2 separate regions of the Homo sapiens genome follow, and region 1 is linked to region 2. Evidence: read pairs that join two places in POLR2A ChIA-PET (ENCODE). Cell type or tissue: PC-3. All regions are shown on one strand.

Evidence for each region. ChIA-PET counts read pairs that join two places held together with the same protein. Peaks named below come from ENCODE experiments on the same cell type or tissue, not always from the same donor. Only the 100,000 strongest peaks of a DNase experiment are listed, where the experiment ranks them.
Region 1: POLR2A ChIA-PET joins it to region 2 with 9 read pairs; 1 of 35 experiments calls an interaction of 5 or more read pairs at or near these places.

The regions. Positions count from the first base shown.
Region 1 is chr21:41,756,634-41,761,633 of GRCh38, reverse strand. It overlaps RIPK4 (receptor interacting serine/threonine kinase 4), which reads left to right. Exons shown (of 8, transcript NM_020639.3): 2 at 4,818-5,000. Among named protein-coding and RNA genes, the nearest start is that of RIPK4, 7.9 kb to the left of the region's middle. RefSeq lists enhancers at 1-38, 39-673, 674-1,308. In PC-3, no CTCF peak of the experiment used is centred here; DNase peaks (open chromatin) are centred at 1,493, 2,183 and 2,913; H3K4me3 peaks cover 3,432 bases; H3K27ac peaks cover 3,519 bases.
Region 2 is chr21:42,169,067-42,174,066 of GRCh38, reverse strand. No RefSeq gene overlaps it. Among named protein-coding and RNA genes, the nearest start is that of ABCG1, 48 kb to the left of the region's middle. In PC-3, no CTCF peak of the experiment used is centred here; a DNase peak (open chromatin) is centred at 2,526; H3K27ac peaks cover 661 bases.

The sequences.
Region 1 (5,000 bases), 410 kb after region 2:
GGCCTCTAAACACCCGAATTGTCATTTCCTCAAAACCCTCCGGCGAGGAGGGTGTGCCTCACACGGTTGCACAGTGGATGTGGGTCTGAGTCCTACGGAAGGACTTTCGCCAGCGCCCCGGGGCAGAGTGTCCGGAGGAGGGAGGCCACACTGGTAGGGGAGGGGCGGCAAGCTGGCCACATTTGAGCAATCGGAAACAGACAAATCATAACTCTGATTCTTAACAAGACATAAAAGAGAAGCAGCAGCTGGTACCATGTCCCAGTCCGATGGTTTGGAAGTTAGTGGCAGTTGCCGGGTTGGAAGTTGTGCTGGTATTCCTTTAAATAACAAATGAGGGCCTCAGCCAACCGGTGTTCCCAGAGGAGGAGAAAGGCTGGGAGCTGAGAGGTGTCATTTTCCTTCTTTGGTGACCGGTTTCATTTTAGCTGATGCTTGACGTTGGCATCAGGTCCTCGTCTTCCTTTTTTCCCAATGCTCACTGAGACTGGGGACAGGGTTGAGAGTCCCACGATCTGATCTGCACCCCCCATCCCTTGATGGGTCCCAGAGCCTGGCCCAAGCCTGTGGCTGCAGGGAGAGGGATTTCCCCTGGAGAGGGAGGAAGCAGCCGATGGTATGCTGGTGATGGGGCAGCTTTCAGCTCAGCCCAGGGACCCCCACAGGCTAGCACTGCACACTGGTGGGCATCTTGTTTTCCATTAGTTGGTCATTTAACCAGAGCGCTAGGAAAGCAGGCCGTGCTCCCCTAAGTTTTGTCTCATAATAATTTCACGTTCATTCCTGATACTTGCTTCACTTGTTCCCAAGGCCAGTGGGATTCTTTGCTCCTTGAGTGTATTCAGACACACTCGACCTGCCCACCCCCCACACCCCCCAGCTGCTCCTCCTGGGGTGCTCCCGCGTCCACCGTAGAGAGCTGCCTAGTGACCCCTGGTGCAGCTCCAGAGAGGTCCTGCAAGCTTCTCCCCTCCACATGCAGTCAATGGACCCATCCTGCAGATTCTTCCAACAGAGTGTGTGTGCTCTGCTGGCTTCCCCTCTCTGCTTTGCCAAGCCCAAGGGGATCCACAGCGACTGCTCCGCTCTGCTGGCCTCCCGGGTGCCCCTGGACTCTGCGCAGGTCTCAGCCTTCCCGATTCTCTCAGGGGCCCTTTCCTATGCTGACTTCTGACTTTGGATCTCTCTTGATTCTCCATAGCTCCCTGGACCTTCCTTTCAAGAGGCTTAGATTTTTCAACCACACTTCTCTTTTGGGGGTAGTTCGCCATCTTCTTCCTTAGAGGGTACACGTAAACACCATGAAGGCGGGAAAGGGACCTCTTGTCCTTAGTTCTGACATATGGTGGATTCAAGCGAGCACTTGCCAATACACAGAACTGCTTAAAATATAGGTCAGGTGAGTGCTGGGAATACTGAAGTGGTGATTCTGGACAGTAGTAGTTTATTGGCTGAAAATGCACTCACTTGATTTACATCGGGGTTATTCAACTTGGCACCGTTGGCATTTGGGGCTGAGTAATTCTTAGCCTTGGGGCTGTCTTATGCATTGTAGGATGTTCAGTAGCATCCTTTAGTTGTGACAGCCAGAATCTCTCCAGACATTGCCCAGTGTTTCTTGGGGGGTGAAGTTGCCTCTAATTGAGAACCAGTGGGCTATGTCCTGAGACGCAGAGCCCTAGCTGCAGGGCTTGCATTGTTGGGGGGCAGACAGGCTGAGATCTCCGAGCCTTTGGTACCTGTCCGATGTATGGGAATTTCCACAGCAAGAGCTAAACAGTAGGATCCAGGGGTTCCTGCTGGCCTTTCCTGCAGGGAAAGTGTTTTCACTATGGTAAGGGAAGCCTAGGAGGGGCTGAACTCTCGCAGGGGCGGTCAGATCATTAAGAAATGGATGCGTTCTGTTGGCACTGTTTTGGATTCACCAGCAGGCGAGGAAATGGGAGCCACTGAGTGATTTCCCAGCACCTGCTCCCGGGTTTGTCACTGGGAGGAGCAGGCCTGTGTCCGAGCTCCAGAAGAGCCCCCTGCTGTGGCAGCGGACACTGGGTTATAGGCAGGGACTTGGGCTGGACGCTGGATTCTGGGGGAATTGTCTGGAGGCCACCCCAGCCAGCTGCCTTGCGTGGCCTGTGTGTGGACATGGAGCTGCTGGGTTTCCTGCTATAGGAGGTCGGATCTCTCCTAGTGTGGTTCTGAACATTTCCTTTAGGGAGCTTATTATATTATTAGAAAGCAGATTGGCTGGGCACGGTGACTCATGCCTGTAATCCTAGCACTTTGGGAGCTGAGGCAGGCAAATCACTTGAGCCTAGGAGTTCAAGACCACCCTGGCAAACAGCAAAATCCCATCTTTACTAAAAATACAAAAAATTAGCTGAGTGTGGCACACCTGTAATCCCAGCTACCCTGGAGGCTGAGGCATGAGACTCACTTGAACCTGGGAGGTAGAGGTTGCAGTGAGCTAGGATCATGCCACTGCACTCCAGCCTGGGCAACAGAGCGAGACTCTGTTTCAAAAAAGAAAAACAAACAAAAAAACAGATTTTCCAGCCCCAACCTGGAATGCATTCTCAAGGAGTGAGGCCTGGGAACCAGCATTCCAGCCAGCTTCCTGGGTGCTTTCTACCATGTCTGTGTTTGGGGCTGCTGATCTCGATCCTGCATGGCCAGCGTGCGTCCGTGGGATTCAGCCTCTTACTCTGAACGCATTCTGAGACTTTTGACCCATGATGCCAATACAGACCATTGCACTGGGATTCTAGTCTGTGAAAACACAGGCTGCACCAGGGAAGTGACCTTAGACCAGAGGTTGGTCAGCTTTCTCCACGAAGGCCTAGAGAGGCAACATTTTAGGCTTTGCAGGCCGCAGGGCCTCTGTTGCAAGGACTCCTCTCCCCTTTGAAGTGCAAAAGCAGCCACAGCCAGTGTTTAAATGAATGAGTGAGACTTTCTTCCAGTAAAAGTTTATTTATACAAACAAGGTGGTGGCACGCTGTGGGCAACCATTTGGCAGTTTCTCAAAATGTGACACATAGACTGTGACCAAGCAATTCTGCTCCTAGGTATGTATCGAAAAGAATTGAAAGCCACGACTCCAGGCGTTTGTCCCCCAATGTGTGCAGATGTGCAGCATTATCCACGAGAGCCAAAAGGTGGAAATGGCCTGCACCCACGAACAGATGAACAAAACGCAGTACATTCGTGCAGCAGAATATTATTCAGCCATGAAAAGGAAGTTTTGATATATGTTACAGTGTGAATAGACCCTGAAAACATGCTTAATGAAATAAGCCAGACACAGAAGGGCAAATTTTATATGCTTATGCTTATATGAATTTGCCTAGAATGTAGAAAAGAGGTTACTGAGGATGGGGATGAGGGAAGGAGTTATTGGTTAATGGGTGCAGAATTTTTGTTGAGGATGATGGAAAAGTTTTGGGTGTAGATAGTGGTGATGGTTGTACCACATTGTGAATGTGGGTAATGTCAGGGAATTGTACACCTGTGAATGGCTAAAATAATAAATACTATGTTATGTCTATTTGACTACATTTTCTCTCTCTCTCTCTCTCTCTCTCTCTCTCTCTCTATATATATATATATATATATTTTTTTTTTTTTTTTTTTTTTTTGTTATGGAGTCTCTCTGTGTCGCCCAGGCTGGAGTGCAATGGCGCGATCTCGGCTCACTGTAACCTCCGCCTCCCAGGTTCAAGTGATTCTCCTGTTTCAGCCTCCTGAGTAGCTGGGATTACAGGCAGGCGCCACCACGCCCAGCTAATTTTTGTATTTTTCGTAGAGACAGGGTTTCACCATGTTGATCAGGCTGGTCTCGAACTCCTGACCTTGTGATCTGCCTGTTTCGGCCTCCCAAAGTGCTGGGATTACAGGCATGAGCCATCACACCCGGCCTATATTTTTTATTTTAAAAAATGGCTGGTTGGATTTGGCTGTTGGCAACCCCATGCTTTGGACCTATGCTGTTTCATTAGTTTGAGTGTGAGGTTGGATTCAGGAATAACTGGGCCAACTCAGGTATTGGGCTTAAACGGAGAAGGTGAGTTGGGTTCCTTGAACATAACTAGTTACAACTTTTTTTTTTTTTTTTTGAGATGGAGTTTTACTTTGTTGCCCAGGCTGGAGTGCAGTGGCATGATTTCAGCTCACTGCAACCTCTGCCTCCCTGGTTCAAGTGATTTTCCTGCCTCAGCCTCCTGAGTAGCTGGGATTATAAGCATCTGCCACCATGCCCGGCTAATTTTTGTATTTTTAGTAGAGACGGGGGTTCCACTATGTTGGCCAGGCTGGTCTCGAACTCCTGACCTCAGGTGATCCATCCGCCTTGGCCTGTCAAAGTGCTGGGATTACAGGCATGAGCCACCGTGCCCGGCCTAGTTGCCTAGTTACAACCTTGAGTGGAACGTCAACTTCTCTTCCCTCCTCCCAGGAGAAGGGATTATCGGCCTGCACCTGCAGTCTCTGAGACCCCCAAGCCTTGGCTCATGGCTGCCTGTGGAATTATTCACACACGTGGACCCCCCACATGTGTTATCAGTGCTACCTGTAAAACGATTAGAATTTCCCTCCTCCTCACTTGTGATAACCCTGTGATGCATAGGTACATTTCAGCAGCCTCAGGACTGAGACTCTGGAAAGCCCTGCATTCGTGATGTGACATTGAAGTGTGCCCCATGTGTGTGCACTTGAGGCATTTGCTCAGCCCTCTGGAGCTGGTCGTCTTCTGGCCAGGGTGCTGTTCCATGTTTGTGGCTGAGTGACCATTGCGTATTCTTCATGCCTTTGAACTTTTTCAGGGAGCGCATGGAGCTTTTGGAAGAAGCCAAGAAGATGGAGATGGCCAAGTTTCGCTACATCCTGCCTGTGTATGGCATCTGCCGCGAACCTGTCGGCCTGGTCATGGAGTACATGGAGACGGGCTCCCTGGAAAAGCTGCTGGCTTCGGAGCCATTGCCATGGGATCTCCGGTTCCGAATCAT
Region 2 (5,000 bases):
CAGACTAATACAACCTTTAACCATAATGGAGTGATAAACGGCATTTTAAAGAAACTACAGCTAATAATTCCCCAAAATAGAAACAGAACTGGCTGTTAATTCAGGCCACCGAGAGAGGAATGAGCAGCATTTTAGAGGTGTAGAGAAACCTTTGCATTTATACATTATTTCTCCAAACTAGCTCTCTGTGTCTCTCTCCTTCTCTCTCCCACCAACACACATTTTAGCGAGTGTTATGAGATGAAACCAACGTTCTCAGGTGCTGGAATGTCATTAAATACTCCAGAGTAGTCATTAACTAAATGGTACCTGATCATTTTGGAAGAGTTCATGGAACTTCTAAAACAATACCTGGTTTGCTTTCTTAGAGTAGTTTTTGAATTGGTTGAATCAGGCTGAACACTTCTAGAAAACTCTAAGCTCTAGGGGTGATGACCTCTTTAAAGGCAAAGGAGATACTGACCCTATCTTCTGTGATAGAGTCATTGGGGGTCTTAAATGATGATCTGGAATGTTCTGGAACAGATGGGTTGCCTCTCCTCTTTGATGAGCCACATGGGGTGTTTTCTGCGGAAAAAGTCCTGTCCCGATTCCCCTTGGAGGATCTCCTGGGCTCACTGCCATTCCCTGGGCAACCTCTAAACGAGAGGTCCCCTCTCCCGTGCCATCACACCTGGCACGTCTCCACACCGGCCAGGGCCCAAATGGACCGAGAACAGGCTTACTCGCGGGATCCTAGCCTTAGCCTTCAAGCTCAGAGAGGTTCCGGGTCCCAACACCCCCTGGATGCTGGCAGCCCTGGCCACTAATTCAGCGGGTCACCTCTGCTCAGCTGGCCGGGGTCTCACCCACGTGCTCAGAGGTGCCGGCGCTTCTCAAGGCATGCCCTCTCCTCCACACCGCCACTGCTGCCCTCTCCGAGAATGCGGGTGCAAGGGAGACCACGCTGGCCCAGGAGTCAGAAGACCCCCATCGAGGCCAGCTCTGTCTCGGCAAGGGTCGAGGGAGGGGTGCATGGGACCTTGGCAGGCCACGGAAGCTCACAGAGCCACAGTTTCCCCTTGTTTAAATGAAGGCAGTAGCCGAGGTCAGTGGTTCTCCACCGCCCACTGCCCAAGTCTCGGGAGAACAACGGGGAGGTGGTAAGAGGCAGAGCCATGAGCCCTGCCCCACTGCTACTACCTGCGACTCCACTTGGATCACTGCACAGCAGGCCGCTGGGCTACAAAAGAACGCCTGAAGCGCCGTGGCGCGTGGCCTTCAAGGCCTTGCTGGTTCCGTGATGCAGTGGCAGGAGGCATTTCTACATGAGTCCGATCCATACACGTGTGGGAAACACAGAAGCACGTTGAGAGCAAATGCTGATCACTTGGCGGAGACTTTCCTGCCTCCCTTCAAGCAAGTCACCCCATCGGTCTTCTATCAGAGTCACGGATGACAAAACCCACCTCTCCCCATCAAAAATGCAAAAGAAATCCGTGCTCAATAAATGAAACAGGAAGGCTGTTGAACTTAATTTTAATTTTACATTTGAAAGAAAATTCTTTAGCTTTTTAAATAATGTTATATATACCTTAAAGATCCCTCTATGAAATAAGTCGTCTTCAATAGAAAGTTAAAACTAGCTGGGGGCTGGGCACAGTGGCTTACACCTGTAATCCCAGCACTTTGGGAGGCCGAGGCAGGCGGATCACCTGAGGTCAGGAAATCGAGGTCATCCTGGCTAACTCGGTGAAACCCCGTCTCTATTAAAAATGCAAAAATTAGCCAGACCTGGTGGCGGGCGCCTGTAGTCCTAGCTACACGGGAGGATGAGGCAGGAGAATCTCTTGAACCCGGGAGGGGGAGGTTGCAGTGACCCGAGATCACGCCACTGCACTCCAGCCTGGGCAACAGAGTGATACTCTGTCTTGGAAAAAAAAAAAAAAAAAAAAAAAACTAGCTGGGGAGGGGGAGAGTATTATTTTATTATTTTTGGTTTTTTGTTTATTTATGTAGAAACTTTTATTAAAGCACGTTGTGAACATTTTTCTAATCATTCCAACAATTCAAGGATTAAAAAATTAGAGAAAGGTCAGTAAAGCAGAGTGAAGTATAACATAATGCTATCATTGTTCTGAACTCAAAATGCTAGAAGAGAAATACTTCCACATCCTCATTTTTAGAACTGAGAACACTGTTGTACACTGTGAGGCAGCTTTAACTATTCCTGAGGCACACAACCGCTTTAGAAAGCATTTGGGGTACAACTTTAAAGCTCTAGGCATGAAATTTTTATATCCCAAACAATTAACACCCACATTATTAAGCACTCAATGCTCCGCTTTAGTTGCAGAGAATGATTTGCAGTTGGTGCTGCTGCTAAGATGTCTCAGTTTGCCCAATGAGATCAGGAGCAAGCATGGGCTCTGGGACAGTTTCCAGGCCCAGCTAGAACACGGATCCAGAGTGACCCACTCTCTGTTTCCAGACCTCACCCACAGTCACATTTGTTCACAATACAGACACACCCAAGGCCTCCAGACACAATGACGCACCCAACAGGGCCACGTTCAGCAGCTCCTGGCAGGCAGCCAAACTTAGGGTCCACCTGAGTCCTATTTGTGACTTTTAAAAGTCTATTCTCTTTAAGGCACTCTTTGATGGTCCATGATTTCCTCTTTCCTCTTGCCAAATTTTAAATGAGAAGCTGAACATTGAGAGGTGAGGACAGAGGGGAGGAGGCGCACATAAAAGTTATCAAGGGGGCGGGTGCTTATCTGGTTGCGTGTGCTAGAGCCTGCCCCAACCTGCGTGTGGTATGTGTGTTTCCGCAGGCTCATCATTCCTTCATTCAGTCAGTCAGTCACTTGGACAGTCAGGAAATCCGTGATGGTACAACATTTGTTGACCTCCCGCCAAGTGCCAAGCATTGTGCTAAAGTTACGAGATGAATAGATATTGTTTCTACTCTCAAGGGCCTTATTGTCTAATGCAAGAGAAAGACAAATAAATAATAACAGCATAAAAATGCTGCAACTGAAGTACAAACAGTACATTCTAGAAGCAAGAGGAAGAAGCCATGTAGTTGCTGTGTCATTTTGACATCTTATGTTAATGATATTTGTATTTAAAAATTACTTTTCTGTTAAGTTGTGATCGTAAAAGAAGTGCTTAAAAATGATGTGGAATGTATTGTAGGGCTCATGTGTATCCTACATGTGTAAAAGTAAAATGTATGAAAACAATAATACAAAGGGAGGGTGGGGAAATGAAAGTACACAGTTATAGTTGTAAGGTTCTTATGCTACATGGGGAAGAGGTGTCCTGTGATTTGGAGATGGCCTGTGACAAATGAAGATGCCCTAGAGCCTGATACTAAAAAGCAACAGAGCGACCACTAAATAACAAAAAAAGTACAACCAACGAGCCAGTTTTGGCGATAAAATGAAACACTAAAAAACACTCAATTTAAATTTTAGGTTATGGGTATTTTACCATGATTTAAAAAAAATACTGAATATTCAATTGATCAAAATAGGAGAGGAAAAAAGGAAAAAGAAACAAGTAAATGATGGGACAAATGAAGCAAATTACAAGATAGTAGACTTAAACTCAACCACACCCAAATTATCTCACATATAAACGGGCTAAGCACTGCAATTAAAAGACAAAGACTGTCAAACTGGACAAGAAAGCAGGGCCCAGATTTATGCTGTCTACAAGAAACTGACTTTAAATCCACATAATGACACAGATAGATTAAAGATTAAAAACATGAGAAAAAATATGCCATGCATATACTAGGCATGAAATTAGCTGGCATAGCTATGTTAACATCAGGCAAAGTAGACTTTAGAACAAGGAATATTACCAGGGATAGGGAGGGACATTTCAGAATGATAAAGGAAGAAAAGTATTATGAGGATATAACAATTCTAAATGTGAATGTACCTAATTATAGAACTCCAAAAATACATAAAGGAAAAGCTGACAGATCTCAAAGAAGGAACAGACAAATCAGCAATTAGAGTTGGCAATTAAACATTCTTCTCAGTAATTGATAGAACAAGTAGACAGGAAGTTAGTAAGAATATGTTCCTTACTCAGGAACAAAGTACTAGCCACTATCAACCTGCTTGCCCAGTTCACAATTACTGACACTCCACCCAACTACTGACAAATAAATACACATTCTTTCCAAGTACATGTAGCATGCTTACCAAGATAGACCATATCCCAGGCCATTAAACAAATCATAATAAAGGTAAAGTGGTTTGAATTATGTAGTATTTGTTTTTTAACCATAAGATAATTAAACTAGGAATCAATAAGAGAAAAATATGTGAAAAATCTTTCAAGTATTTGGAAATTATAACACACATTTAAATAGCCCATAGGCTAAAGAACAAATTACAAAGGCAATTAGAAAATATTTTGAATTGAATGAAAATAAAATCACACCATATCAAAATTTGTGAAATGCAGCTAAAGTAGCACTTAATGGGAAGTTGTTAGCATTAAATGTTTATGTAAAAAAAAGAACAAAGGCCTCAAATCAATTATCCATATATGCAACACAAGAAGGAAGAAAAAAGCAAATTAAATTCAAATTATGAAAGGAAGAAAATGATAAACCTGAGGGTGGAAATCAACGAAACAGAAGAGAAAAAAGGAATAGAAAAATCAATGAAAATAAAACCAAGTTACTTGACAAGATCAACACAATTAATACATCTCTAGACAGGAAAATAAAAAAATTTTTAAAAAAGAGAAAAGACAGAAGTCACCAATATCAGAAATTATAAAGAGGACATTACTATAAATACTACAAACTTTAAAAGAATGATTAATAAAGGAATATTATGAATAACTTTATGCCAATAAATTTGACAAGTTAATTGAAAAACATTTCTTGAAAAACACAAACTACCATAGCTCACTCAAGAAAAAAATCAATAACCTGAATATTCCTGTATCTATTAAAGAAATTGAATTTGTAGTTAAAAGCTTTCCTCAAA